Linked DNA regions of Mus musculus: region 2 is linked to region 1. A link is a loop called in an ENCODE intact Hi-C map of the cell type or tissue named here. Cell type or tissue: heart. All regions are shown on one strand. Links, peaks and the distances in the headings refer to the core of each region. The heading gives the core; the rest is flanking DNA. Region 1 overlaps Otof (otoferlin). Region 2 holds the start of LOC115490283 (a small nucleolar RNA gene).

Region 1 (2,910 bases), core at 123-2,622:
GGGTGGAAAGCTGCTGGCCAGGGACCATAAGGTCCCCAAGTGTCCTAGAACCAGGGCTTTCTCCAAGAAACCTGGAACTTTCATGAAAACATATTAGGAAGAGGTTTTATGTATCCTGTGTAGCCTTACCAGGACTTTAAGGGGCAATGGCTCCTTCCACCAAGAATGCCAGCTGCTCTGAATAATTCAGAAGCCAGGAGCACAGTGGCAGCCGGACTGAGCCCGGGGCACTTGACACCAGCTCCCAGGGGAGGACGATAAATTATTGACAGGATTCTGGTGCCCAGTTGGTGCTCTGCTGTGGCCAGTCTGTGAGCCCATCTGCACTTGAGGCCTCCTCCCCATTGCCCACCTACCTGATAATTCTGGCTTCTCCCAGGCTACTCTGTAGGGTTTCCATGAGGGCTGCCCTCTTTCTAATGGGTGTGCTTCTAGGGCCACATAAGGGATGTGTGGTCAGCCTGGGGAACCAAGACCCAGCTAGACAGTAGGTTGAAAAAATTCTTTACTGAGATATCAACTGTCCATTTAAAACTTTATTGTTTTATGGGTTACGATCTTTTATTTATTCATGTTTATTTTTTTGAGGAAAGGGGAGCTGTTTTATACACACACACGCATTACCACCACCACCACCACCATCACCACACCACCACTTTAAGATCTTCAAGGGTCAGTGACAGCCTGGCTCTGTTGCTAGCGCTCACCTAACAGAGAAGACCAGACCTGGCTGAGCCCTCTAAATGCAGGTCACACACAATAGCAAGGAGAAGAGACAGTGAGGCAGAGGGCCTGCAGCAATACAGAGCTGGATCTCCACACCAGCATGGAGGGTGGGGGTGGGGGGAGATGGCATCAGAATCTTTAAGAGGAAAAAAAACAGCACAAGACTTGCAGAGGTTGCAGAACTAGCTACCATCACATAACTACCGGGGGTGAAGGCCCCCTGAGGGACTGCTACATCTGATTCCAGAGCAGAACTCTTCCATAGTCTATGCCTCCTCCCTTATGGAATGACAGATCACATGTCCTTAGAGCTTGACCCAGGGGGCAAGGAATGGGAGATTGGCCAGGAGGGCGGTTTGCTGCATGTTGCAGGCAGTGAGGTGTGGACTAGCAGTGGAAACAGATTGCAGTATTAATACTGGTGTTGCCTTCCATTTCCTGTCTGGACGAGGCTTGAAAGCTTGATGGGAGGGGTCATTTCAAGGATTCGCACTCGCCAAGTTCTCCTCCCAAGCCCCTCCCGAGTCTAGGATCTCAGACTGTAAAGGAAAAGAAATGTAGAAGACATCACCAGAGGCTCTCTCAGCAACTGCAGGGGAATGGCTCCCTCCTGCCCCCTGGGGGGTGTTTTGTAACATTGCAGCACCTTAGTAGATCCTAGGCACCTCCTTTGGCTACTCTCGGGCGTTTCAGATTGAGAACAAATGTGCCTGAGTTCCAGCCCTCAGCAGTTGCCTGGCAGGGCTTACTGGGGTGACAAGGACTCACAAGAGCCTGTCAGCAAAGGCTCAGGGTAGGACAGCTTCTCCATGTGTGCCCCAAGTGGCAGTAACAGCATCACCGTGCTTGAAAGTGCACATACTCAGGGCTCTCCCACCGCCACCTCCAGCCTAAAGGTGTAGCCTGCAGAGTCAGCAGATCCCTCTGGGGGAACTGTTAGAATATTAAAATTGGGTGTGCTGTGAGTGTATGCACTGCAGAAACCAGTGAATGCTGCAAACCAGCAGTGACAGCAGGTCTATGAGGAGTTGGCGCATCCCCAAGACTCCATTGATGCCACTGATGAGCCAAGCACTTGAGGCCTTTACAAGGCCAGTGCGTTCCTTCATGCCCACTGCTGACTGTTGTGATCTCACCAACTTGGTGTTCTACCCCTTCTCTTTATAAAGACAGGACATAAACTCCCTAGCAGTGACTTGGGATCTCCTGGACCCCAGCTCAGGACTCAGTGCTCCACCCACCCACCATGTGTATCTGCAAAGTGACGAGAACCCAAGATGGGACTGGAAGCTTCTATGGAACTTCTCTGGGAAGAATCAAAAACCCCTAAGTCTTAACTTAGCACGGGGGGATGGGAGACGTGCGACTCAATGAGGCCGTGAGCTTGGGGGGCAAGCATGTCAGAATCATCTCTTACAGCTGTTCCCACTGTGTGCTCTTGACACAGCTGGGAGGACTGGAGGGGGAGACATACATGTTCATGTGTATATGTGCACATGTGTATACAAATGTATGTCTCCTCTTCCTCTCCCACCCCATGTGTGCACATATGTGCTTGTGTTGCACACATGTACGCAAGACGTCAACATTGGGTGTCTTTCTCTATTTCTATCTACCTCATCATTTCTTGAGACAGGGTTTCTCACTGAAACCAGGGCTCACTGATTGTGCCAGACTGCCTGGCCATCGATGAGCTCTGGGGCTCACCTATCTCAGCCTCTTCATGCTGGAGTTAGAGATGAGCACCTCTGCTCCTGACCTTTTGGGGGGAGGGAGGGAAGGAAGGAAGGAAGGAAGGAAGGAGGGAGGGAGGGAGGGAGGGAGGGAGGGAGGGAGGGAGGGAGGGAGGGAGGGAGGGAGGGAGGGAGGGAGACAGATAGGCAGGCAGGCAGACAGGCAGGCAGACAGGCAGGCAGGCAGGCAGGCAGACAGGCAGGCAGACAGACAGGCAGACAGACAGACAGACATACTAGGGATCTAAACTCCGGTCCTCACTTTCATGAGACAAACATTTCAGTCACTAAACTATCTTCCTAGCCTCAGAATTTAAACAAACAAACAAACAAAACAGTGTTCTCCCTTAGTATTTTATAAGCAACAAGCATGTTTTTGTCAGAACTCACTCATATTTGTCATTAATTAGTTGCGTCGCTGTCCCCTTTCTTGGCCCCACCTCTCTCTACA
Region 2 (2,910 bases), core at 106-2,605, 260 kb before region 1:
TTTTCCACTACCTCTGATGGGTGGTGGGCTAGAAAGGAAGTTAGAGCATTTGAAAAACCATCGTTCAAAGAAGGTTTTGGGGGCTGGTTAGATGGCTCATCGGTTAAGAGCACTGGCTGCTCTTCCAGAGGTCATGAGTTCAATTCCCAGCAACCACATGGTGGCTCACAATCATCTATAGGGGGATTCTGCTGCCCCCTTCAGGCAGGTGGACATATGTGCAGCAGAGCACTCACATTAAATAATAAATACAATTAAAAAAAGGTTTAGAAAAAAATTAAAGTTGCACCCACATGTCCATATACATGTGTGCCCATATACATGAAAACATGCATATGTACACATACATGGAAATATTGGAGAAAAAAGAGAAACCTACAGGCTAACAACTACCCAGAACCTTCACCACCAGAAAGTCTCCTGCATCTCACCCAGACTCAGATAAAATCTCCAGATTTCTTTTCGCTCATAGCATATAGAGCAGAATATATGCTGAAATATATTTGAGCAGTAGAAAACTGGACATGACTGAGCCTCCACTGATTGCCATTGTCTTTGAAAACTGAAGTCTATCTTCTCTTATTTCCTTACGTCTCTTCTAGGTTTATAGAGCTCTTATACATACACTACTAGTTCCCAAATCTCTCCAAATAATTACCCCTCACTTTTAAGATGGCACATGACATGGGAATTAGACTTTGACATGTTTTGTCAATGTATTTTTCTCATAAAATCTATGGTGTTTATTTTATTTTATGTTATATTTAGGAATATGGGTGTTTTGCCTGAATATAATCTATTGAGAAGGCTAGGCTGGCTCTACAACAGGCCTCAAATTGCCAGGACTGGTAAATCCAGGCCTCAGAAGGGGTCCTGCCCCTGCCCTGAGGCAAGGACAATGGGTCAGCAGCAGTTTCCAGCCCCCACACCCTGGTAATGGAATATCCTTAGAGATGGAACAAGATAAAGGTCACCTACCCCAGAATCCCCTAATGTGCTTTAAATCTGGCCTGCAAGCTCACTTGGTTGTCTCTCTATCTTGGTAATTGGAGGCCCCAGCAGGCTGGACTTCTGCAGAATAAAACACTCTTTGTGTTTACATACTATGTGAGTCCAGGGTATCATTCTTTGGCAAATCATGGACCCTTATAAGATCTGTGAACCTCCTGAATGCCTGGTGCCTGCAGAGGCCAGAAGAGGGCACTGGATCCCTGGAAATGGAGATACAGATGGCTGTGATGTAGGTGCTGGGGCTTGAACTGGGTCCTTTGGAAGAGCAGCCACTGAACAAAACCCAACAAGACCTATTGCCTGGTTCAAGATCTCCACCTTCTTAATTCTCTAGTGGTTCCTCTCCATCCTGTTGTGGCTAACCCTTACACTCTTCTTTCCACTATCCCTTTAGGAACCTCGCATTTCTCAGTCCTAGACTTCAAGGTTGCATTCTTCTCTACTCCCCTGGATACCTAGATACAACGTCTCTGTCTTTACCTGGACTGACCATGACACCCACTTCTCTACCCAACACACGTAGACTGTGCTACCTTAGGGGGTCCAGGCTGGCCCATACTTACTGCGCCAGGGCCTGGCTTCTGACCTACTACTCTCTGTCTCTCCCTAAATCTACTCTTATTTCATATGTTGATGCAATCTGTCTGGCTAAAGTAATAACTCTGCTCTTCTAAATTTCCTGTCCAGCCAAGGCTATAGAGTCTCATCTTCTAAGATCTCCAACAGGCCTTGCTTCAGGTTCCAGCTCACACTGCCAGTGATGACCTGTCCCTTCTCCACCTCTGTAACAGAAAGGAGGGATTTGCCCTCAGAGTTCTGGGTCACCAACTGGGATCCTCCTTTGCACCCGTAGCACACTTGTCAGAGAAATTAGACCTAATTTCTGATCTCTTCCTCTGTGAGATCATCCTTCAGGTTGGAATCTCAGCCTCCCTCCAGTCAATGGTCCTGAATTCACCACTCAAGTTTCTCAAACCCTGTCTAAAGTCCTCAACATCCCTTGATATTTTCATATCCTTTATCACCCCCAGTCCACAGCAAAGATGGAATGGACTGGGTCCTCACCATGGCCCCAGGTGGCAGGGCTGGCCACTTACAGTAGGCCCCTCCTCTCCACCCTCAGTCCCCAGTTCCATCTCTCTTCACGCTGCTCAAGCCACTCCTCTTCTCTTTCTCCCCTGTATGACCACCTACCACATACTCATATTATGGCCGCTCCCGCTGTAAGCTGGCCACTCCGCTGGCAGGCCCCTAGGTAACATCCTCCATACATGCTGAGTGGTGTGGTGGCAAACGGGTATCAATGGCTGGCCTGTTCCATGGACTGGAGGGCAGGTCTATGGGTGACATGGCAGTGTGCAGGTTTCTGTCTCCCTCTTCCCATGCTGTGCTGCCTGGATTTGATTTGATTTTTATGAGCCCTTGTCATAAAACAGCTTTGGCCACCAAGCCAGGCATCAAGCTAGGATGAACAAAGGCCTGCCTTCTGCTCTGCCCCTGACTGATAGAAGAACACCACCTCTGACAATGAAGCTCTTTGCCCATTGCCAGAAGGGCTGAAGGTCCAATTTTAGCCGTGGCTTTTCTCTGAAACATGCATGAAATATACATCCATAGAATTATGTAGAAATTCAGACTTTATTTTTTAATTGAAATTGGTTTCTTTACAATATTTGAAAAACACTTACATCTCGTACATTTTAAAGCAGGATAAAGTCCTATATTTATAATAGCTTTAAGTATGAATCTATCCCAGTGTCCAATATAATGAAAAAATATACATTTGGTTATATCCACACAATGGATACTTTTATTTGTTTCTTGGTGCCTACAGGGAATTGGTATCTAGACCTCCTGTGGGTGAAGATTCAAGTCCCTTATATAAAGATGGTGGTGCAC

The links. A loop is a pair of places that touch in the nucleus more often than their neighbours do. Peaks named below come from ENCODE experiments on the same cell type or tissue, not always from the same donor. Only the 100,000 strongest peaks of a DNase experiment are listed, where the experiment ranks them.
Region 2: a loop joins it to region 1, with 5 times the contacts of the local background. A loop is called at or near these places in 2 of 42 quality-filtered maps.

What each region holds. Positions count from the first base shown.
Region 1 is chr5:30,422,172-30,425,081 of GRCm38, reverse strand. The region is part of intron 3 of Otof (otoferlin); the gene reads left to right. Among named protein-coding and RNA genes, the nearest start is that of Otof, 38 kb to the left of the region's middle. In heart, for the core only: a CTCF peak has its summit at 1,347; no DNase peak of the experiment used is centred there; H3K27ac peaks cover 324 bases.
Region 2 is chr5:30,681,462-30,684,371 of GRCm38, reverse strand. LOC115490283 (a small nucleolar RNA gene) reads right to left here and starts at 2,569; the gene lies at 2,424-2,569. In heart, for the core only: CTCF peaks have their summits at 208 (motif pointing left) and 1,180 (motif pointing right); no DNase peak of the experiment used is centred there.